Linked DNA regions of Homo sapiens: all the other regions are linked to region 4. A link is a loop called in an ENCODE intact Hi-C map of the cell type or tissue named here. Cell type or tissue: endothelial cell of umbilical vein. All regions are shown on one strand. Region 1 overlaps ETV6 (ETS variant transcription factor 6). Region 2 overlaps ETV6 (ETS variant transcription factor 6). Region 3 overlaps ETV6 (ETS variant transcription factor 6). Region 4 overlaps ETV6 (ETS variant transcription factor 6). Region 5 overlaps ETV6 (ETS variant transcription factor 6). Region 6 overlaps ETV6 (ETS variant transcription factor 6).

Region 1 (4,000 bases), 87 kb after region 4:
ACCATGCTAGCCACAGTTCCCACAGTCAGAGTCACCAAGCCACATAGTTTTTCTTTTCCCACCATTTTTCACTCCTCACTCCTTTTTGCTGTGTTTTAGCCTACCCCAGCCTTCTCATCTTTATCCATCCATCTCCCACCAACACCAGGATAACCTTTTCACTCCACTATTTTTTACCACACAGCTCTCTCTGTAACCATCAGGACCCTCTTTCCACCCTTTTTTCCTTCCAGCCTGCATTTAACACACATTCAGAGCCCATTGATTCAGTTAGAACTTGCCTCCCGTCTTTCACATGGGTTCTGCCCAGGTTTAAGTTTGGGTCACGACCGTGGACTTCTGGGTCACTGTATCATCATCTGTGGAGGGAGGCTGTCGCCTGGATCATCTCTGAGGCCTCCGGTGGGTCAAAGGTCACACAACAGGACCTCCCTCCATCTTTCTGGGCCTCCGTTTCTTCCCGGTAAAACAAGGAAGTTAGTTAGACAATCAGTCAACCCAAGCTAGGCAGAAGCAGTTGCTGGATTCTTTTTTGATTCTTCTGGTTAGTGCCTCAACAAGAAACATTTTCAACAGTGTTTTCTTGCCCTTTTCCTCTGTAGACTGTAGACTGCTTTGGGATTACGTCTATCAGTTGCTTTCTGACAGCCGGTACGAAAACTTCATCCGATGGGAGGACAAAGAATCCAAAATATTCCGGATAGTGGATCCCAACGGACTGGCTCGACTGTGGGGAAACCATAAGGTAAAAGGGCAGCAGATATCTGCTCCATAAACTAGTGCCAAAATGAAGTCCTTATCCCTGGATTGGAGGATAATCGTCTGTCTTCTGCTTTTTACGTCTGCCCATACTTATTTAGTTTATTCCTTGCTGGGCAAGCAATTAGGCAGTTGCAAAGGGAAGGAAATAATTAAAGATGCATCTTGCCATTTGTTCCTGAGACCAGGTGCCCATTAACTCACATATCCTGGTTTGCTGGGCTGCATCATGAGTGACTCTTGTTTCCACTCCCCTTGACCTGATCCCGCCACCTCCACTGTTGTTAGGAACTGGGTAAAAGGGAAGTACAGCAAGACTCTCTGACTCACAGGGGACCTTTGGGAAGTGCCACTACTTTTCTGCTCAGTTAGAAACTCCCATGTTCCCCAAAGCCCATTTCTTTATAGAAAATACTTAGATTCTGACTGTAAAACATCCCCTTTATAAGCAAGCGATGCAAGAAGTTTGCCCCACAATTTCCCAAACTGGGAGGAGGGAATGGAATTGAATAAAGTCTTTTGCAGTAAGGAAGACTGCTCAAGTGCGCAGTTGTAAAAAGCGGGTAACCGTGATCCAGGCCAGTCGATAGGTGGACCTGAAGCAAAGCCTGATGTTGGCATGGTGGCACAACCCCAATCCGCTGAGTGAGTGAAAAGGCAGGGAGGCCCAGCCAGGTGTGCCCAGACCTGCAGCCTTCTAAGAAGGCAGTGGGTAATGCAGACCATGACCAAATATGGCAAGGCCCCACTGACAGACACTTCCATGTGTGAGTCACTGAGAAAAATCCCTCTGCTACTCCCACTGTACCATTGCCTCGGGCCCAGAACCACTGTATTCTTGCTTCCACAACAGGAATTTAAACAAAAGAATTGTCTTCCTTAAAATGACAGACCAGAAACACAAGTTTGAGAAAAGGTCATTGCAACAAAAAAAAAGAAATGCTGTGTGGGTCAGAAGGTGAAGGGTGACCCAGAGATAGGGGGAACCTGCAGGAAATTCCTCAGGCGGAGCAGAGAGCGGTCTTGGGAAAAGGAAATAAGCGAGGCTGCTATGGGATCTGCTTTATTAGCTAGGGCTCCAGGACTTCGGACAAAGGGTGATTCACCTTAGGAGTAAACCTTGGTGACAGTGAATATAAAAAGCTAAAGGGTGGGGACAGATGTGCCTGGAAGGCAGCCGATTAGCAGGTAGCTTCCCAAACTGGCAGGGCCACAGGCAGCAGCTGAAGAGCTTTTATTTTAATAGCTCCCGCAGTGCCTTTTCTGAGGTTCATTTCATTGTGTCTTTGTGCTTTTTTTCTCCCTTCCTCCTTTGAACAAACAGAACAGAACAAACATGACCTATGAGAAAATGTCCAGAGCCCTGCGCCACTACTACAAACTAAACATTATCAGGAAGGAGCCAGGACAAAGGCTTTTGTTCAGGTAGCACTTCCTTTTTCTCCTTTCCTTCTTTTGGGAGGATGCTGTTTTCTTTAAATAACGGGGAGTGGGGGGAGACTGTTAAGATCTCTACCTGCCTATCGGATACCCAAAGCCAATCATTGCTACAAACTGGATACCAGGTACTGGTTTGTTAGGATTTAAGGAAAATATTTTTTTAACTTATGTCTGTCCTGTAATAAAGCCAAAACTAAATGAACAGAATCTGACTCACCTTTAAAATAACGCAGTGACCAAATAATATTATGTGGCATTAAAGTCCGGTGTAGTTAAAAGCACAAAGTCAATGGCAAAACAAGGAATTAAACCTAGACTTCCAGGTTACCATCGCTGTAAGGCAACTTTCTGAACCAGTATTTGTCAAAATGCAGGTAATGACCCACAGTGAGTCATGAAATAGATTGAATGGGTCCATCAGAGCTTTTTTTTTTTAATGAAATAAGGATAGGATAGGATAGAGTTGAAAATGCCAGACTGCATGACATGTAGCAAGAATGACAGTTGATTCATGAAAATGTTGTTCCAGGTGTGTATGTACGTGATGAGTCATGATGTAAAATGTATTTCTTATAATGCATCGTAGTCAGAATAAGTCTACAAGCTGCTGCACTAGAATTTTTCTTTCCAGAATTCCTCATAGATAATGAGTTCCAACCAAGTTAGCCTGCCACCACATAGATTGTAATTCCAAGTACTATGCAAGAGAGGAGAAAGAACTGGAAGAAGAAGGAGGGATCTGAAGGACCAATCAGGAGATGTAGAAGTAGACCTCTGGTGCTGGTGGTAGTCATTAGCGGGGCCAACTGCAGGTTGGTAGAAGTGAGATCAACAAACACAACCTTGGGTGATGAGTTTTGGCAGGTGGGCCAGAAGAGAGTGGCAGATGGGGCTAGAGATGTAGATTGTGAATTATCTATATACAGGTAGGAAGTGATACCATGTATGAACAGATGAGCTCACTGATATGATTAATTTATTGGAAAGAGCAGAGAATCTGGTCTTTAGCATTGGGAAGGAATGGTAACTTAGGAATAGTAAAAGCAATTAAGATCTTCAAAAGAAACGGGAAAGGCTCTTCAGGAAAGGGAAACAGAATAGAAGGAATAAAAAAAGAACCCTCCATTCTCTGGCTCTACCGTATGGCTTTTCTTCATCCTTCAACCTAAACGCAGTCCTTGGCTCCCTTTCTTCCCACTCTATACCTTTTTCGTGGATGAACTGATCCCGACACACAACTTCATTTATCACCTCAGTGGTTAGGCTCTTAAATCTCTATATCCAGCTCTAAAATCTCCCTGAAATTCCAAATTTGAATGTCCAAGAGTTTCCTGTAGGCTGTGTCCCCTTAAATATCACATTTAAGTATTTCAGACATGACATCTTCAAAACAGACACTTGTCTCGGATTAGAAATTCCACCCAGAGGCCGGGCATGATGGCTCACACCTGTAATCCCAGCACTTTGGGAGGCTGAGGTGGGCAGATCACGAGGTCAAGAGATCGAGACCATCCTGGCCAACATGGTGAAACCCCATCTCTACTAAAAGTACAAAAATTAGCTGAGCGTAGTGGCATGCACCTGTAGTCCCAGCTACTCGGGAGGCTGAGGCAGGAGAATCACTTGAACCCGGGAGGCAGAGGTTGCAGTGAGCTGAGATCGCGCCACTGCACTCCAGCCTGGTGACAGAGCGAGACTCCATCTCAAGAAAAAAAAAAAAAAAAGAAAAGAAATTCCACCCAGAATTATTGAATTCTTTACTCATCAGGGGCATCACTGCTGTTTGAAGCAGCCAACTTTG
Region 2 (4,000 bases), 65 kb after region 4:
TTCTTCTCAGGCCCTCCAAGGGAGTTCGGTGACATTGGCACATTGTGGGGATGAATAGGCTGAAATGCCAGGTACACAGTTAGTGGAAAGACTCCAAACCAAGCAAAGGTTGAACGTCAGGTAACTGGAGTAGGGGGTGTATTAGTTAGCTAGGGCCGCTGTAACAAAGTACCCCAAACGGGGTGGCTTAAACAACAGATATTTATTATCTCACTTTTCTGGGGGCTAGAAGTCCAAGGTCAACGTGTGCCAGAGTTGGTTCCTTCTGAGAGAGCTGTGAGGTAGGATCTGTTCCATGACTCTCTTCTCGTTTCTGGTGGTTTGCTGGCAAGCTTTGGCATTCCTTGCCTTGGAGGTCTCTGCCTTCATCTTCACCTGCATTCTTCCCCTGTGTATGTCTGGAAGTCCAGAGTATACTTTTTATAAAGACACCAGTCATATTGGATGTTTAAAATGACCTCATCCTAACTAATTACATCTGCAAGGACCGTCTTTCCAAATAAGATCACATCCTGAGGGTACTAGGGGTTAGGACTTCAACTTATGAATTTTGGGGGAGAGATAGTCAACCCATAATGGGCATAAGAGACCGGGAGTGGTATATGAAATATAGTTTGAATTCCACCTCAAGACCTTGAGCTTATGACTTCTGTCTAGCTCTGTGTATCATTCATACTTCCCACTAATTTTTAACAAAATGACTGGGAGAGGGAGAAAGTGAAACCCAGTGGACTGAGGCTTGAGTGAGCATTACCTCCTGGGCCTGTTGATTTGCGTCTCCCTGGTGACCTTCTTCTCTGACCAGCATCCGTGGGCTTAGGGAAAGCACGGTGGTGGAAATGTGATCCTGGTGTGTGAGATGCAAACTTGATCTTAGCCTTTGCTCTCCCTGGAAACTTATCGGTCAAAACTTTCACTAAAGGCAGTTTTTTGTCTGTTTGTTTAGGTTTACTGGTTATTTATTATTTATAGCATGGTTAAATTGGGTCAAATTTTTATGAATTGTAAGTAGAGAAACTTTTCTAATAAGAGGAAAGGATAAGAAATCAGACCTTTTTGTAAAGAAAATTACCCCACTTAAAGTCCTGGTTTATTTTAGGCCGTTTGGCAGTGAGAAGAAGGGATTATTTGTGTCTGACAGAGGTCTACAAGGAAAAAGGTTTGGGATCAGAAAACACTTCCAACCAGAATGACGGTTCCCTGCCAGTCCTTGGTCTTTCTTCCTCCCTTCCTTCTGTGCCCACATGGACTAATTATGTCTGGCTTTCCCTCCCTCTTCCTTGTATATTTCCCTTCCATATCAAGACCTTCAGAATGAGGGCAATGTGGATAATTTCCCAGTTTTCCAGCTGGGCAGCTCACCAAGAACAAACCCAGACATCAAGGCCAGACCAAAAAAATCTTCTTGTTTTAGACAGAAGACTCCTACATCTGGGGGATTTAATGCACCCACTGTCCGCTCAGTGCATTTCCTGTGTCCGGAGCTTCTCTGCCTGCCGGCTCTGGTCTCGTAAGTTTCCATGCCCTGCTGCCAACTTATAATAACAGAGGCGGCAGGCAGCAGGCTGAGAATGTCATAGCCTACTCCATACATGGGCACTGCTTTGCAGACTGAAACAAAGCTTGCAGGGTCTCATTGCAGGCCTCTCAGCCTTGACAGTGGTTGTGCCCAGACCACCAGGAGCCTGGAATTAAATACCCTCGGATCCAGTTCTCTACTGTTAATGTTATCAGCTTCATCAAGTACTTCCTCTTTGAGTGATATCTGTGGAGAAATAAATAAATCAAGCTCCTCCAAGTCCTGTTCCTGCCTGGATCCTGAGTCCAAAGTAAAATCTGAGTTGGATTATCCAAAGCACTATCACCCTCCTGCATTGTTCCCAAGGTCTGGGCAGGAACGGAGAGTGAAATCTCTCCAGGACATTACATCAGTTCCTCCTTTACCCTTGGCATGAAAGTTCTTCCTCTCCTGGTCCTCCCAGACTTCCTAAGGCCTGCCCTGAGTGCACACCCACACACTAAGCCTTGAAGCCCAGGACATCAAAGAAAGCCTGCAGGTAACCAGATTACTGACCAACGCCTGTGACCGTTTTGAAATTTATAAGATGGGAAATGGATTCAGGAAATGGGATTTTTCAATACATGGTCTTCATCATCCTTAAGTATTTTTAAGCCTTAATAAGCTTTTAAGTAAAGAGAGACATTCTGTAAATGGCATTTAGAAGAAAATATAGGAAAGTTCAAACTGGAACTGTCTTCAATAGTTGTTTACAGTGATCATATTCTGTGACAAATGAAAAGTGGACCAGGGACAAAAGATAAATACATTTCTATGGGCAGCAGAATTGACATCCATATTATCTATAAAAGGAAAGTTTGCCTTGTCTACAAAAGATTACAGATCATTTTAGTTGGTGCCCAGTAAGCATTTCTATGCATTTGGGTTAAAGTGAGGAAGTTAGTGCTTGTCTTTCCAACCTATATCCTTGCAAGGTTAATTAAGCACTTTAAAAAAAAAAAAGCTTTTTATAACAGGAAATATCAAACCTATACAAAAGTAAAGAGAATTGTGTAATGAATCACCATGTACCCATCACCAGTTTTGATGATCAACTCAAGGCCAATCATGTCTTCCTCTGTGGTCTACCTCCTCTCTCCTTCACCATCCCAGATTATTTTACAGCAAATCTCAGATATATAATTTCCCTTGTAAATAGTATCAACAGGCTGGGCGCGGTGGCTCATGCCTGTAATCCCAGCACTTTGGGAGGCTGAGGTGGGCGGATCATGAGGTCAGGAGATCGAGACCATCCTGGCTAACATGGTGAAACCCTGTCTTTACTAAAACTACAAAAAATTAGCCAGGCATGGTGGCGGGCACCTGTAGTCCCAGCTACTCAGGAGGCTGAGGCAGGAGAATGGCGTGAACCCGGGAGGTGGAGCTTGCAGTGAGCAGAGATCACGCCACTGCACTCCAGCCTGGGTGAAAGAGCGAGACTCCGTCTCAAAAAAAAAAAAAAAAAAATAGTGTCAACATAGGTCTCAAAAAAAGACTATAAAATCATAATAGAACCATCATATCACTTGAAAACTAGTAGTTCCTCGGTATCATCAAATAATCTGCTAGTGTTCACTTTTTGCCAACCATCTCATAAATGTTTTTTACAGTTTGGATCAGAATCCAAACAACATCTATACATTGCAGATGGTTAACGTATCTCTTAAGTTTTTTTCAACCTATAGGTTCCCATCTGCAACCTTCTTGTGTGTGTGTTTGAGCAGTCCCTCTCTTCAGGTTTTTTTAAAGAAGTCAGCCATAATTAGTATATTCGTATATATAATATATTATATATATTAGCGTAGGCTTATATATACTATGTAAGTATATACTTATATAGTATTAGTATATACTATATATCATATATACTATAATCATATATAGTATATATGGTGTGTGTGTATATATATACTATATATCATACTATGCATATATAGTATATTAGTATAATCTCCCCCTGTACATAGTTTCTTTTTTTCCTCTGGTTGCTTTCAAGATTTTCTCTTTATTTTTGGTTTTCAGCAGTTTGACTATGGTGTACCTGGGTGTGGTTTTTATTTTACATATCTTACTTGAGATTCTTGGACCTTCGAATTTACTGTTGTTGATAATGTTGTTACCAAATTTGAGGACAATCTAGCCATTATTTTTTAATTTATTCTACTCTGTTTTTTTCTATATTCTCCTTCTTGGACACCAATTACATGTGTGTTAGACCACGTGATATTGTTCCACAGGTCACTGAGGATTTGTTTTGTTTGGATTTCATTTTTACTGATCTGTCTTCAAATTTTCTAACCCTTTCTTCTCTCATCTCCGTTCTGCTATTAAGTCCATCTAGTCCGGTCTTTCATTTCAGATATTATACTTTTCAGTTATAGAATCTTTATTTTGCCTTTTTTTTTAATTCCATTTCCCTTTTGGCAGCCTGTATGTGTCATC
Region 3 (4,000 bases), 53 kb before region 4:
GGAGGAGAAAGCAGCTAATAAAGAGCTGAACTTGGCCACTTTGTTGTGCCCAGGATACAAGCTGCTGTTAATTTCAGTACCTGTTTCTTCTGCTGTTAGAACTAGGAAGAAAGGATTTAGTGACCCTCTTTCAAAAGGTGGATCACAAGCTTAGAGGCATTGCTGGATAAATTCAACAGCAAGACTTTATTTCTTCCCCAGAGGTGACGTCTGATGGTTCTGTATAAATAAAGTCACACCACCTTTCTTATGCTGAATTGATGCTGCTGACCTGCTGTTAGTAGGACATGCACTTTTATGGCGTTTCCAGGAGTGGTGATGTGTGTTGCTGAGCTCATCTAATCTCTGCTTTGAGCAAAGGCAATCCTCTATATCATGGCAGGGATTAGAGGTATAGCCTGGGGCTGCAGAATGGTGTGATTTAAATTTTCCCATGCAGGTTCAAAGCTTGTAACTTTGCCTGCGTGTACATCCACACTGGGTTCCAGCCACATGAACTGGGCCACCTTCATAGACCTCCCTGGTAACCACAGCCTGACGTGACAAGGAATCACAGTTTTACTTTCCGCTTACTATCCATGTTAGAAATATCTAAGGAAATTCAGGAAAAAAAAAAAAGAGAGAATTTCATGGCATGTCAAGAATGGAAAGTATCTTAATTAAAATGTTTTAAAATGGGAACAATAAAGAAGTCGATTTAAGTTTTTTGCTTTGGTGCTTGTCTTTAAAGAAATTGCTCCTAATTCTAGAAACTAGTGCTTTTTCTAATTATATTCAGTAGAACCCTAGGATCCTGTGAGGAGGCATAGGGGAGTAATTGATAAAGAAGGGGACTGTGGTGTCCGTGTTTTATTTGGAGCTGTTCTACCCACACTGTAATTTATAAGCTCTAACTTACCAGGGGAGATAAGATTGTATAGAACCAGCATCTTGCAGTTATACGGAACCTTTAAGTTCTCCTACTCCAGCTCCTTCCCAGTGCAAGCACGTGTTTTAGAGTAACTGTTCAGCCTCAGCATTAAGTCAGCTTTAGGAGAACAGTAAATCGCCCATTTATCTGGAGACTTCAGCTGTTTGAAAGGCCTTCCTTCTAGTGCATCGGTATCTGTTGCTGGCTCTGTCCTCTGCTACTACAAGCAAGCCTTGAGTCTCTCTTAGACTTGTCCTTCCTATATTTGAAGACATCTCCGAGAAGATTTTAAATCTTTTTTCCCCCACAGGCCACATATATCCTTAATGCCTTCATCCATTCCCCTCTTGGGAATGTGCATCTTTGGGCCATTGGAGAGGTCTTGCTTGGACTGCGGCCACTGTGATTTCTGGGGGCAGACTCAGCTCCTTCTTGGTGTAGAGATCTGCCCACTATAGGCACCAAATAGATGTTGGCAGGCTTCTTTCCTCCTTACTGCTTCTATTTATCTCACCTGTACTTTTAGATTTGCTGCTCTTGGGTAAGCAGATAAGAACAAGGGAAATGTCTTCCGTTGTTGTTAAAGACAATGTTAGGATAGAAAGTAATATGTTTGTACTCAAAAATGCCCAGTGAGATTTCTAGCCACGGCCAAGTTATCATTTGCATAAGCAACCTGGAAATGCCCTCTTGGTCCTACTGATTGTGTCCCATGGTTAATGTAGATCCCTGGATAAATTCGAATGGCTACTCCTGCTCAGGGGTCATGCCATGAGAACTTTTCTCATACATCAGATAGAGTCCCCTTCCGTCAGCTGAATGCATTTACCCCTCAGTCTGTGCTACCCATAGGATAAGCAACATGCATAAGAAGGTAGGTGCCTTGGCTTAGGCAGCTCTGTTGAGTCACCCTCAAGAATCCTGCTGGAATTCTGTGAGGAGTGAGGATGCAGAGCAACGAAATATTCGAAGGCTGCTATGATTTTTACAAGCTTGAACCTGTCTCTTGGAATTCCCCATTGTGAAGTCATTGTTGACTGGTTGGCATTATAAAGCAGTTCAGAGAAGTAAAGTTAGATCAGTCTGCACGCAAATACCAGCCACACCATCTCCCAAGCTAGTGACTGGAACTGCGGTTTTCAAGTCAGTTTCCTCATTGCGGAATGGAGATAACGATGCCTTCCTTGCAGGGTCATTGTGAGGCTGAAATAAAATAAAGGCTTCATGGGAACACATACCACATGCTCACTTAATGCTAGCTCTCTTTCCTGATTGTGGCAGTGACTGTATTTTCCAGCTACAATTGTGACACGTGTTCTGAGAGGTGTTAAGTATTTATATACAACTACCCATATGTATTTATGGGTAAAAGGACACGGAACTTTAAATATTGAGACCATCCTGGAAATTCTAGGATGTATGATTGCATAATTTGTAATGCCTGCTATAGGCCTAGCCTCATAGTTGACCCTTGATGGATGCTGAAATATTTCTTAATCATAGGGAGAAAAAAAACTCAATGACCTTTTACAGAGATGTTTGATTGCAGGGCTTATTGCTAATGCTCTCTCTCTCTCTTTTTTTTTTTTTTTTTTTTTTTAATCTCACTATGCAAAGATAATACAGGTCTGGGTAAGAGGAAGACTTAAGATGCTTTGACTTAATTGTATCTGCTTGACAGAAGCAATATACTGCCTTCTGATTTTAGGATGTAACCATCCAGAAAGGCAGAAGAAAGGGACAATTTCAGTTCTAAACAGGAATCCGAATATCTCACGTCCTGAACCATCTACATAAACTAGAGAAAGGGCACTCCTTAAGACTGGTGAAGCGGGCTCCTTGGAAGATCCCCACAGCAACATTGAGTTTGGTTTGTCTGGCGTACCCTCTCCCCAAGGGCTGAGTGGGCCATCTGGGTAACCTAGAGAGGAGACTTCAGATGCTAGGAGTATAGTTCCTACCCATCCTCATTTTCACAGGGTACACTCATTTTTTTCCCCTTGGAAGTACTGATATGTATTCTGCAAGATGAATGTTGAGACCCAAACACCATTTGGCTTGTAAAAATTAATGGCTTAGCATCCAGAGGGATGTTGCTTTCAGGGCAGGGGGGACACTGGACACCAAGAAGAAAGCCAGCTTGGGCCCCTATACCATCTTGGATGTCTAAACCATCTTCTGGTAACTCTCTGGATGAAAAGAAATCATGAACTTCACTTCTGTGATTTGGTGGATGTGGATTTTGCTACATCAAAATTTGCATTTGAGTCTCTGTGGTGTTCTTTCTAGCCGAGATGCTAGGGTATGCTCTTTCTTTCTGGGGAGATTCCAAAAATGTTACTCTCTGTGGCTGTGTGTACAATGTCTATTTAGAAAAGAAGACTGGCATTTGCATCTTCTCTCAAATTCTTTACGTTTGTCTCACTGAATTTTGGAGTGGACAAAATATTCAATAGCTTTTTTCAAGTGAAAAAAATGTCGACTTTCAAGAGTGTATTACTTTAGGTTCTTGTGTATATCTGTGCTTTCCTGGTGGCAGAAACCTAGAAAACTCTAGAGCTCAAATTTCAGCGTATTCAATTTTTTGTTAATGTGTCTATAGCTTGTTAATAAAAGCTTACTTAATGAAAGCCAACATCACCACCACTTGAAATTTTTGCAGCCAGAAGAGTGTACTTAAATACTTGTGTATTCAGACTTCACTTTAATAAATTTCAATAAATAGCTTCCCATAGGAGAGGTTTCTTCTGTTGAATCTGTAGAAGTTGACGACGGTACAAGCATCAGCTTTCTCAGGCAGCTTTTCTAAACACCTGCAGGGTGGAAAAGAGATCCTTCTCTCAAAATACTGAATATTGCTGGCATGACCACTCTTGTCACTGGTGCCTGCTGTTTTCCATCTTATCTGGGTTGCAGGTTTCTTCACAGTGATGGGACACCGAAGTGCAATGGGATGAAAGCATGCCTGTGGCATTTTTACCCTAGCTGTGGGGAAATGACCACTATCCTGTGTCCATGACACTCTTCCTCCTCAGGACTTTCAAACTAGGCTTCAGAAGCCATCACTGGGGGCAGTCCTGGCATTTATAA
Region 4 (4,000 bases):
CTCTCCATTTTGAGACCATTCATTCTTTCAAACACCATTATTTTTATTCAGACAGTGTACCTAGCAATAGTCCCGGCACTGGGAACACAGAAATGAAAAGTTACTCTCTTTAAGAAATTCACAGTTCCAAAACCTCGGCTGTACCCACAGAGTCAGGGTCATAGGGAAGTTTCAGTACCAGATAGTGGGAGGAGGGCCAGGGCTGCCAGTCGTTGGTGAATGTGGTAAGGTGGCAGGCTGTTGGCAGTTGAGAGCTGGCATCCAGCATTAACCTTAGAAACAAAGAGCTCAAGGAGCAGAAATCCAGCCACAGAGACTGGGATTCGGTCATAGGACTTCTGTTATTGAGAAGGACTGGAAGACAGAGCTGGGTAGGAACCAAGATAGGCATCCCATTACAGCAAAGGCTTGTTTTTAGGTGGCAGACAAGGGCACAGAAAAGCCAGCAGGAGTGACTCAATACTGGTTCCCTGAACCACTGGTCCCAAGCTTCCTCTTGATAAAGGGTAGGCCTGGTCCCGGAGTCTGGGTGGAGCTGAACTTCAAAGTAAAGGAGGGTTAAGTAAGCCTAACTGGAAAGGTTCTGGGCCGTAGGGGCAGACAGCCAAGCATCTCACTGCAGCTAAAACCCAAGTAAAATAAATAGGACTTATGGTATGCACAAATCTCTCATACCAGAGAAAGTGGACATTCCAAGTTTGTGTGATTTGAAGGAAAAGATTTTAGTTCCGTGGTTCTTGTAGGTTGTTACTAGATTGCTAGAATGCTTATAATATAAGATAGTTTTGTGTGATGGGTTTATTTGGGAATGTGATGATAGAAACAAAAGGAAATTCCTTTGTTTTTTATTACCATACAAGGATAAGATTTTGAGATTATCTTTCCAAGGAAAACTTATCAACTATCTATTATGTATCAGGCACAATCCTTTGTACTGGGATTCCAAAGACAAATAAGATAGTTCTTGACCTCAAGGAACTTGTAATTCGTTGGGGAAGACAGATAAGTAACCAACAAATTAGAACGTAGGGTGATTGGAGTGTGTTTCATGTCACTGCGCCACAGAAGAGAAGCAGTTGACTTAGGAGAGGAGAAAGTTTAATTTGGGCCATGAAGGAAATTAAAAGTAAAGACCTCCAAATTGGTGGGCAGCCATTGAAGGATTTTAGGAAAGTGATGTGCTGAGGGATGGATTATAAGATCGGGGGCAGAAAGACCAGTTACAAGGGAAAATCATGCTGGTCATGCCCCAGTACTTACATTTTTCTCATACCACCTCTTAGAGCCCCTGAAAGTGTAGACTCCACTATGGAGAAGCAACACAAATGTGAAATACTAGCTTGCGAGCCACGTGGGTAGCTCTTTCCTCTTCAGGAAAGGGGAATGCTAGTGTCTAGAAGTGGGAGAGATTGAAATGATTCTGTAATGAGGAAATAAGTTACGTTAGGGCACATATATAAAGAAACAGCAGAAAAAATGTAAAATCTCAATCACTCTGTAGCCATGACATTTATAAAAATGAAAATTTTACAAGAGTATTTCTAAATGCTTTGAAGTTGGCCCCCAAAAAGCCTGCCTACCTTCACTTTGAGTTACAAATAAAATCCCTAGTGTTGCATAGCTGTGTGAGTGGTATTTACATTCTCACACATTTCAGATCTCTTGAGTCCATTTTGCTAGTATTTGTTTTCCTTGGAGATAGGAGTTAATTCAGTCACACTTTCTTCCCCTGACAATAACTGCATTTTTTTCTCTAAGGTAGCTTTCCCTCCAACCGTTGCTTGTTGTTCTTACCCAAGACCCAGTATCTGCCAAAACAAATGTATGTGAGTGATAAACGCTGAGAGGAATGTCTGTTGGACCACAGGAAATTTCCTGTTCAGGAAGAGATCTTGGGAACTTCCTGTGGAGGAGTGCATTGTGGGACTTTTGGCTGCAGTCCCTTGACCACAGCTGCAATTAACTAAAGGCAGAGGGGGAGGGGAGAGGAAGAAGAGGAGACAGCTACCCACAGACATTCTTATCCATGTAGCCCGAGGAGAGAATGGGCTCATACAGGTTCACAACTTTGCAAGTGAACTAGATGTCTAGTGCAGAACAAGATCACTGTGCCCAACCTCCTTTACTGCCATCCATCTTTCACAGCCTTCCCGGTGCTTTCCTAGGGCTCCTAAAAACAGTCACTGTCACATTATCCATGTGCATTCCCCAGTCCCTCATAAGCACACATGAAGTGTCCATGCCCTCTGTAGCCCCACCAACTGTTTGGAATCTCTTGATTAGCTTCTAGAATCCAGGCATTGGAGTTGGTGGTCTTTCTCCATCCCAACTTAAGTATGAAAGAGAGGAGAGGAGAACCCGTGGCTCTTTGACATACCTTCATGTGACCCTAAAAGCATTAGGGAAACGTTATGGAACTGTTACGAAAAAAGAGGTTAATAAATCCAATTGATAAGCACAATCAAAACCAACAGGAGAACCATGCATTCTTGTGCTGCAATGCCATTACGAAATGAAGTCCTCGTTAATACCTCATACTCCCCTTCTTGGTCCCCAAACTGGGCACGTCTACTTTGCATTCAAGTGCCTGATGTGTGTGCGTGTGTGTGTTTTATTTTTTATTTTTTATTTTTTTGAGACAACCTATTGCCTAGGTTGGAGTACAGTGGCATGATCACTGCTCACTGCAGCCTCGATGGCCTGGGCTCAAGTGATCCTCCTGCCTTAGCCTCTGGGTCCCTGGGACAGACAGGCATACCACCATGCCCTGCTAATTTTTAACAATTACTTGTAGAGACAAAGTGTTGCTATGTTGCCCAGGCTCTTGATGTTTCTTTACAGCCTTCACTCAGTGCTTTTATGGAGTCCATCTCTGAAGAGCAGGGCTTATATTTGAGTTTCAAAAATCTAAAGTCTCAGCTGGTGGCAATTTACATCTGATAATATATATGACCTTGGAAGTCTCTGGCAGACATAGGAAAGGGGAGTGGACATCTAAGGACTGAAAAATATCCCAGGCCATTTTCTGGGTCATGGAAAAGTAACCTGACCTTCTTATCCCACCTCCTATTCATCATCCATCTCACCTCCCATCCCCATCACATTTTAAATTTTAATTAATTTTTCATTGGCAGATAAAAGTCATATGTTTATGGTATACATACATAAAACATGATATTTTAATGTATGTATACATGTGGACTGGCTAGATCAAGCTAATTAACATAGCCATTAACTCACATACCTGTTTTTTGTGGTGAGAACATTTAAAATCTACCATCTTCATAATTTTCAAACATACACAGTGTTATTAACCATAATCACCGTGTTATACAACAGATCTCCTGAGCTTATTCCTCCCATCTAACTGACGTTTTGTATCCTTTGACCAACACCTCCCCACCCGCATCCCTTCTTTTACTCTGCTTGAGTTCAACTTTTAGATTCCACATGTAAGCGAGATCGTGTAATATATATCTTTTCATTACTGGCTTATTTCACTTAGCATAATGTGCACCAGATTCACCCATGTTGCTGCAGATGGACTTCAAAATGTAAAATATTCTTCATGAGAATGAAGTTACCCCCCCAGAAAGGGGGACCAGTTACTCCCCAGAAAGAATTAAAAAGTAGCCGGGCATGGTGGCACACACCTGTAATCCAGCTAATAGGGAGGCTTAGTTGGGGGGATCACTTGAGCCCAGGAGTTTGAGACCAGTCTCACAGTCTCAGCAACATAGCCAGACCCTGTCTCATATTTTTAAAACAAGAATTAAAAAGCAAGAATAGTTTGCAGCAAACATTTTCTGAGACTTTTCTAGATAATACTAGGTTTAGTCCGCCCTCCAAAGTAGTATAATTACATCATGGTTTTAAAATTAAAAGCAAAAATATAGGTGAAGCAAAAGTGAGCTTTATTCATCGAAAATTTGTCCTCACTCATCCCATGTGACTTTTTAAAGTGTAATTCTAAGGAGACTCCCAGCATCCGGATGGCAAA
Region 5 (4,000 bases), 68 kb before region 4:
GGGAGCACTAGAATTGAAGGCCTGTTCAAAGGTTTTGTGCCTTTAACTGGAGAATTTTTTGGAAGCCCCTTAGAACTGCCAGGCAGCCATGTGGGATCAGGTGGGGGGGACTGGGCTGCTGTGTGGTAGATTTGAGTTCATGTCTCATAAATGGACTCTCCCCGAATCTGAGAGGGTTGCTCCCTAAGTCAACTACTTAATAATTAATGGAAAGGAGATGTGACAGGAATAGCCAATTTCCCTGTCCTGTTTGGTATGACTGTTGGCAATTTGATGATTCCTTCCTTAACCTTGAAGCAATCTCAGTTTGACTGACTCATACTATGGGGAAGATAGTGGCCTTTGAACTCTTGACTCAATACAGTCTTGACCTTGGTTAGATACTACCTTGACCTCTGGATAAAACTGTACTGGGCATTACTATTTTATTGATTGTTCTCTCAACAAAACAACCGTATCTTTAAAAAATTTTTTTATCTTACATGTCTGAAGTAGAAGGTCACCTCTTTTGTAGTGAAAAAATAACTATTTTCCCCATGGTGTGCTGAATGCATGGGTTAAAGCAGGTAGACCAGCTGTCCTGGGTTTTATCCCTATGTGTTTTTTGCTGATTCACAAAGGCATTTAATTTCTCTCTACCACGCTTTCTAGGTCTGCAAAATAGAAAGGGGAGTTCATGACCATCTATGCGTTACTGGGGGATTTTTCTGTGCAAGCGAAAATTATTGATGCAACCAGAGGACTTGCTGCCAGCGTCGAGGGGTGCATTTTACTCCCTCTGTAAAGAGGCCAGCAGTAATGATAGAAACACAGTGCATTTGACTCTGACCTTATATTTGACAACTCTTCCTCTACAATCCTTAAAAAACATGCCTCACCATTTAAGAGACCAGCAGCAGGCCTTCAGCAAAGCCCACGGTCTAGGCAGCCTTTGTAGGCCTCTGGGATTGTGGTGAGAAAACCTTATCCCTCTCTTATTTCCTGATAACTTTACATTTTAGAGGTGTCTGGAAAGAAAGGTGGCAGAAAAGCAGCATAACCTGCTTGACAAGTCCTGTACAAACAGAAGTCCAATGAGGCTGCTGCTCTGGGGTTGCCAAGCTCAAGGAAGCCAATTGTAGTGTGCACAAAGGTGCAAGTCACCAAGGCCTCAGAGAGCTCCAAGGAAGCCTGTGCAAAGGCAGGATTTAGAGTTCTAAGGACGGGTTGTCCAGCGCAGCCCAGCAGAGAACCTAGGTCCATAACTGTGGACTCTCCTGTGAGGGAGCCATGTTGCGGGGTGGACATCTGACAGTTGTCCCTGCTCTGTGAACCTGCGACTTCATCCTACAGGTGCAGAGAATGGTTTTGGCAACTCTCTCCACCGCAGAATGTGGGCGGACTTCTGAGCTGGGTTTGATTTTCCTCTTTTGCTTTGGAGTGTACAACAATCAACCCTTTAGAGCAGAAGTAGAGGAATGGAAGACTTTCCCATGGCCCAAGACCCCTCAGTGGGTTGCTGTTTGCTCTTCCCTAGAATATTATAATGTTCAATTTATGCCTCCAGGAGACCAGAGACACACGTTTCCCAAATGTGGGTACAGGTGGCTTTAAGCTGTTTCTGTGAGTAGAGGCCCAGTGACATGTTCCCCAGTGTAACCCCCTCCTTGGTTTCACATCCCCTCTACCCGATTCTAGGCCAAGCCCCTCCAGTGTAGTTGGTGACCCAGAACAGGTGAAAGTGAGGCTGCCTTTTGTAGCACTGCTCTTTGTGAATGGGAAGTGCTGCTGGGGAGAAATGATTTTAAGTGTGAGCTTTGCTGTTAGGGGCAGCCCTCTTTCTCCACTGCAATAAGAAGAGTCATGACTAAGTCTAGAAAGGCAGGTTTTGATCTTTAGGATACTGTGATGTATGAAATAAAGGTATGTCCTTCTTATTCGGTGTTGCATTGTCAGCACCTAACACAGTGTTTAATTAAAGCAAAAATTTTTGTATTGAAAATATAACTAGGTGGAGGAGTAAGTCAGTGCTACTTAAGTGTGAGTATTTGTCTTCCCTGATCAGATGGTTTTCTACGTACTCAAAATTTCATGTAGTAAGAATGCAGGATGCTTATGGAGAAAAGTGAGTGTTGTTTGTTTCTCCTTAATATTTATATATAAAAGCAAGAGCTTATTAAACTTTTAGACGTCTTTGGAGGTTTGAAATTTCCCACTGTTATTCTTAAGAAGAGAAGAGAAAGAATAATTTTTTTTCTTCTGTCTTATTGGCCTTTAAGGAAAAGCGAATTTCAGAAAAACATGGGACGGAACAGGAAGTGTTTACAGGTTTAGTCATACTTGTTAGGTATGAAAAAGCCCCACTGCCTTCTCATATTGTTTCTTTTATGAACTTAACACTTCCTACTTTGAGAATACCTTCCTCCCCAAGGGCTCAAAGCCCTTCATAGTCATTAATTTGCATCTTGCTAATTTTCTTAAAAAATTAAAATGTTAACTACCATTTAGCTGGTATTCTACCAGCTAAAACTTCCAGCTAAATGCATTTTGTCTGTCTGTATGTATTAGCTCAGTTGAAAATGTGATCCTACTGAAGGCAGTAGGGTAACCGGCTTGTCCCAGTTTCCCTGGGATTTCAGTTTTAGTACTGAAAACCCCACATCCCCGGAACCCCTTCAGTCCCAGACAAACCAGCATGGTTGGGTCACCCAAGAAGGCGACCAGTTCAGGTAGCTCTGCATAAAGAGAAGATGTTCCACCCTGCAGTCCTTACCTTAAATCTAGGCAGCTACCTTAAGAATTGACCTAGACAGCAGTGTGTGCATGGCTCAGTGCAAATCTTTAGCATCACCTGGTAGAAGACAACACTGAGCACACAGTCGCAGAACTAGTGCAGTTCGAGGTACGTGGAAATGTCTCTGCAAAGTAATATTTCTGGTTTCTTGTTTTTTTGTCTACCCTTTTCCCCTTTACTGCACTATATGGTGAAAAACGAAAACAAGAACTGCTAACTACCTGATTTCCGAAACAAGAAGTGTGATCTCAAATATTTCTGTTGATCTCAGGTTTTTCATCTGAAAAATGAGGATGCTGGTCTCAATTTCTAAGGCCCCTTCCTGCCCAAACTTACCAGGAGGAAAGAAGCTGGAAGTAGAAAGCAGGAGAGGTTCAAAAAGAAAATGGGATGCATCTCCTTTAGTAAGCTCTACTCTGGAGAAGGACGTTGTCCTTCAAGTACAAACCTTTTCACCGACTTGGGGAGTTTCCCCCCATTGTATCCCACCCCATCTTTTTCTGCCATCGTGCACTGTGTCGTTTGAATGTGCTGCTTTGTCAGGGCTGGGGGCTTCCTTGGTGCTCCAGCTTGGCCACATCCGACACACAGACCACCCCGTCCTCCTTCTGCCTCTAGAGGACCAAGAACAACCCTTGTTCTGAAAGCACCCTGTCCCTGAGCCTGAACACATGACCCTGGATGTCAGAAGATGCTCTTCTCCATTTCAATTGCCCAATTCCAGCTCTGTAATCATTATGTTAAATGATACAAGTTTCAAAAAATATATATTTCTAATAGACTTTCTATTATCTTCCTTAAATCCACAGTGTCACTTTCATTCTTACTCCTCATTTTGGGGTGAAAGTGTAGAAAGATTGTGGCTTTAGAATCTGACGTACTTTGCTTCAAATTCTAGCACCACTGTGTGACATTGGGAAGCCCGTTCTTTAACCCCACTCAGACTCTGTTTCTCCATTGATGAAATAGAAACATACAGTATCTTATGTGTCTGGCACATGGAAGGTACTCAGCATATTAATATTAACCACTTTGGGCTGGGCGCAGTGGCTCACGCCTGTAATTGCAGCACTTTGGGAGGCCAAAGCAGGCGGATCATGAGGTCAGGAGATTGAGACTATCCTGGTTAACACAGTGAAACCCTGTCTCTACTAAAAATACAAAAATTTAGCCAGGCATGGTGGCAGGTGCCTGTAGTCCCAGCTGCTCGGGAGGCTGAGGCAGGAG
Region 6 (4,000 bases), 120 kb before region 4:
GAGTATTGTAAGGAACCAACTCCCAACCCAAATCGAATCGCCTCTGAGATCCTATTAAACAGAAAATGCCCTGAACACCAGTATATGAAAATGCTTTGCTAGGATGAGCTCAAAGCATTTCATCCTCCAAATAAAATCTATCTGCTCACACTTAGATTGTTCAAAGGCAGATGGTAGGCAATTGAAACAGAGAGACAAGCTGGCAAAAGGAAAAATAAAACCACAAATATCTGCACGTGAAGGTGATTTACGCTCTTGCCAGCCCCCCTCCTAACTTCGTTAACACAACGACGTAGCAATTAAGTAGCATGGGAACTCGGGCTCAGATGGCTGATACAGTTGTCCTCCGTTAATGGGGTGAGACAAAGCTTGCGTATAATATACAGTGCTCTTCACCAAAATGCAGAGCTAAAAGAGATTTTAAGAGATAATCAGCAACATAGCCTGTAAATCATGCTGCTCATAACAGACGGCCACCTTACTGAAATCTCACTGACCCCCACCACACGTGTTAACAGCAGGGCCACTGCTCTGAAATATTAGCTATTACCGAGTGGCCAAGTCTTAAGAAAGGGACCACTTGGCAGTATTGAACTTCAAAGTGGAAGTAAGATCCCCTTGGGGTGAGGGTAGGAAGGCGGTGAACAGGGTTGATCAGAACCGTGGAAGAGTCCGGAGCAGATGCTCTGTGGGAAACCCTGAATTAGCCAAGAGCAAAAGTTATCGCCATCCTACTGCTCTGGGAAGGCTGCCTGTTGGAGAAAACCTCTGTGTTCCCTTAGCCTTTTCACTGACTGGAGGACTTTCCAGACGAAATCTGGCACTTCTCAGTAACCTTGAACTTGAACATTCAGTGACAGAAGGGAAAGGGAGAGGGTTTCAGCTGCTGGAGCTGGGTAACTGTGCAGGGCTCTCGCAGCGGGCCATTTGTGGCTCTGAGGGTGCCAAGCTGCAGTGTTCTGAGGGTGTGTGAATGAGGGTGTTGATCCTGGCTGCAGAAGGGGCAGCTTTCTGAGCAGGTGGGAGTGGTGAATGAGGAGGGGATTTGGCGGGGCAGGATGTGAGATGAGTTTACTCTGCTGGGAAAGAATTTGGAGATGTCCATGAAGAAGAAAATCTGGATGACTATTGAGGGAGGGCTGATGTTGGAGAGAAGGGCTCATACTACAAATCAGAATAAAATAAAGGATATCTTAGTATCAAGAGGAAAGCACTGTTAAGATACTAAACCTTCTGCTGCCCAGGTATCTGAGGAGAGACCATGGAAGAGTTCTATATGGAACAAATGAAAAAGCAGTAAAGTCAGGTCTAGACCTGGAGTTTTTAGTAATACCAAGTTTACATAGGAAGTGTCTGGGAAGTAGTGATTAGAGGGAAAGTATGTTGGATGAGTGAATCATTCCTTCAGAAATCAATATTTTTTCCTACTAGGCCCTCCGAATGTCATCTTTGTAGTTGCCCAAATACATCAGTTTCTCTCTTATGTAAGAGAGCTTGTCTCATTTTTATTGCTGTATTCCATTTTCAAGTGTCTTCTTGGGTAATGATCCTGTATTTGATCTTGGCCAGATATTATCTGTGACTGTTGTTAGAGTGATCCTTTTCCTTTCCCCCGAGTTAGTCAAACTGTGTGCGTGGTCTCTAGACTGAGATTTGGCAGTGATTCCATGGCTCTTGTGAGTGGAGTTGACTAACAAAACTCAGGAATGGAATGGCCATATTTTGGAATTTGGTTGAAGCAAGTAAAGTTTTTATTCTTCTACCAATGCAAATCTATCTCAGGGAATTTCTCTTTATTCAGAAAGAATGACCTCCATCCCACCTTTCTCTAAAAGGTACAAATCGTAATGCATATTTGACACATTAGTTGGCTTTTACCTTGGGGACCAGCAGACCACCCCGCAGATACAATGCACGGAATCTAGCAAACAATAAAGAGCAGTGTGCTCGCGTGGCCAGATCGTTCGCTTCCTTCCTTTTTCGCCTTCATTTTTGGGAAGTCCTTGCCTCGTTAGTTCCATAGGCCATGAGACATAGCAATATAAAATGCCAGAGGATGTTCAAATGGGCGTGTGGAGGAAGAGGGAAAGCAGGAATTCTGGGCCAAAGAGCAGATGGCCAGCCAGTGACCTAGGAAGGGAAGCTCAGGCTTTTAAACAATGGCAATGTTTCTTTTATGTGCAGTTTTCATTAAGGAGTACCGAGACTCCAAGTTGGAGGATTCTGAAAGTGGTCATAGAGTCCCTGCCCTCGAGATTTAATATCCAAAGAGGAGACAGTGGTTTTAATATAATGAATATATGCAGAAAACAGCCGGAGACAATAGAAACACTTTGGCACCTTCTGTGGCGCTGCTAAAATGTGTGCTGTAGCTCAAGGCCCATAGGGGTTAATGTAGGGGTTATTTGTGTGTGTGTGTGTGTGTGTGTGTGTGTGTGTGTGTGTGTGTGTGTTTGGTGTTTTCCCCATGAAGCCCTGATTGTGCGACCCTGGGTGAGCCAGCTGCTTCCGCTGTTTTCCAGGAAAGCATGAGTGTCCACCACCTAGAGAGATGATGATGTGAGAAGGGGCAGGGAGAGACCTCTCTGGCTGCCACTCTCTCACTGCCCCAGGAGCGGAGGCCCCTGGTGCTCAGGAGTTCTTTGGCTGTGTCCGGATCCACCAATTCCCCGCTTCCCTAAGGATGACGGGTAAATCTGGTGAGACCCGCTGCCCTCCTAATGTTGGAGGAAAGCTGGAGCCCCTCAGTCAACATTTATGGAAGGGATTTAATGCATCATGGGCTGTGAAGGTACAGCCAGGCCCTCCGTCAGCTCCCTGAGACAGGCCTTGTCTTTTTGCACGCATATGTCTGTTAATAGTTGTAGACCTAGCTGTAGCCATGGGGGTAAGCCTAGTCCTCCAGCCCCTGAGAGTTTATTACCACAAGGAGTGAGAACACCAGGATGTGTTTTTTTAGATGTTCTTCTGTAACCCCCAAGCACCTGTAGCTCCCAGGTGTTTTTACATTGATCTCAGAATTACCCAGAAAACATTCTTTGAAGACCTTGTAGAGTCTGCCATTTGTACTTCTGCTACAAAGAGCAAAAATAAAGCAAATAAACAAAAAGCCCCTGGAAATCCTATAGTTATCCTAATACATATTTTAAAGTATTACCTATCACTGAGCAAGTGCATCTATACATTTCAATCCTTTTGGAAAATATACTTTCTCAAACTTCATGTTGTATCCCTCTAAAGTTAGTTAGCACATATTGTACATTCAGAAGAAATGTTCATTTACAGCAAGGCATAGGTTTTTTTTCCTCTAAAAGAAATTTGACCAGGTATGGTGGCTCATGCTTATATTCTCAACATTTTAGGAGGCCAAGGCAGGAGGATCACTTGAAGCCAGGAGTTCTAGACTATCCTGAGCAACAAAGTGAGACCCTGTCTCTATAAAAAAATAAAATAAATTAGCTGGATGTGGTAATGTGTGCCTGTAGTCCCAGTTACCCAGGAGGCTGGGGCAGTAGGATCCCCTGAGTCTAGGAGTTTGAGGCTGCAGTGAGCTATGATCATGCCACTGTACTTCACGCTGGGCAACAGAGTGAGACCTCTGTCTCTAAACAAAAAGGAAGGAAGGAAAGAGGGAAGAAAGGAAGGGAAGAGAGAGAGAAGGAAAGGAAGGGAGAGGGAGAAGGAGGGAAAAGAAAAAGGGAGAGAAATTGATGCAGGAAGAAGAAAGAAAGAAAATAAAAGAAAGGGAAAGAAACTGATGAAGGAGGAACTGGGTACCTAGAAGTGGTTGAATGAAATAATCCTGTAAAGTCATCTAAGGTTCCCATCTCATTCCTTGCCTTTTATTTCTTGCCATCACCTATGGCCACTTCTTGCTTGTTCATGTCACTTTCTTTGTCAGTTTGGAATGGGCCCTGCCTGGCTGATGGCTTTGGAGAGGACAGCAGACAGTCATTAGAGACTAGAAGCTGCCAAGCGAGGCAACGTGACAGAGCACACA

What was found. Hi-C counts contacts between places; a loop is a spot of excess contacts. Peaks named below come from ENCODE experiments on the same cell type or tissue, not always from the same donor. Only the 100,000 strongest peaks of a DNase experiment are listed, where the experiment ranks them.
Region 1: it touches region 4 in a loop (7-fold over the local background); 5 of 110 quality-filtered maps call a loop at or near these places.
Region 2: it touches region 4 in a loop (8-fold over the local background); 5 of 110 quality-filtered maps call a loop at or near these places.
Region 3: it touches region 4 in a loop (6-fold over the local background); 9 of 110 quality-filtered maps call a loop at or near these places.
Region 5: a loop joins it to region 4, with 4 times the contacts of the local background. A loop is called at or near these places in 7 of 110 quality-filtered maps.
Region 6: a loop joins it to region 4, with 3 times the contacts of the local background. A loop is called at or near these places in 3 of 110 quality-filtered maps.

Annotation. Positions count from the first base shown.
Region 1 is chr12:11,883,843-11,887,842 of GRCh38, forward strand. ETV6 (ETS variant transcription factor 6) reads left to right here. Exons shown (of 8, transcript NM_001987.5): 6 at 603-745; 7 at 2,084-2,184. Among named protein-coding and RNA genes, the nearest start is that of BCL2L14, 190 kb to the right of the region's middle. RefSeq lists enhancers at 419-1,618, 1,645-2,355. In endothelial cell of umbilical vein, no CTCF peak of the experiment used is centred here; DNase peaks (open chromatin) are centred at 1,019 and 1,739; H3K27ac peaks cover 2,861 bases.
Region 2 is chr12:11,862,245-11,866,244 of GRCh38, forward strand. The region is part of intron 4 of ETV6 (ETS variant transcription factor 6); the gene reads left to right. Among named protein-coding and RNA genes, the nearest start is that of BCL2L14, 210 kb to the right of the region's middle. In endothelial cell of umbilical vein, no CTCF peak of the experiment used is centred here; DNase peaks (open chromatin) are centred at 787, 1,467, 1,557 and 1,917; H3K27ac peaks cover 2,764 bases.
Region 3 is chr12:11,744,304-11,748,303 of GRCh38, forward strand. The region is part of intron 1 of ETV6 (ETS variant transcription factor 6); the gene reads left to right. Among named protein-coding and RNA genes, the nearest start is that of ETV6, 97 kb to the left of the region's middle. RefSeq lists an enhancer at 1,709-1,928. In endothelial cell of umbilical vein, no CTCF peak of the experiment used is centred here; a DNase peak (open chromatin) is centred at 1,998; H3K27ac peaks cover 2,344 bases.
Region 4 is chr12:11,797,157-11,801,156 of GRCh38, forward strand. All of the region lies in intron 2 of ETV6 (ETS variant transcription factor 6), which reads left to right. Among named protein-coding and RNA genes, the nearest start is that of ETV6, 150 kb to the left of the region's middle. In endothelial cell of umbilical vein, no CTCF peak of the experiment used is centred here; DNase peaks (open chromatin) are centred at 505 and 1,865; H3K27ac peaks cover 3,095 bases.
Region 5 is chr12:11,729,319-11,733,318 of GRCh38, forward strand. All of the region lies in intron 1 of ETV6 (ETS variant transcription factor 6), which reads left to right. Among named protein-coding and RNA genes, the nearest start is that of ETV6, 82 kb to the left of the region's middle. RefSeq lists enhancers at 1,098-1,207, 1,448-1,547. In endothelial cell of umbilical vein, no CTCF peak of the experiment used is centred here; a DNase peak (open chromatin) is centred at 2,303; H3K27ac peaks cover 2,297 bases.
Region 6 is chr12:11,672,210-11,676,209 of GRCh38, forward strand. The region is part of intron 1 of ETV6 (ETS variant transcription factor 6); the gene reads left to right. Among named protein-coding and RNA genes, the nearest start is that of ETV6, 25 kb to the left of the region's middle. In endothelial cell of umbilical vein, no CTCF peak of the experiment used is centred here; DNase peaks (open chromatin) are centred at 1,522, 2,092 and 2,502; H3K27ac peaks cover 2,188 bases.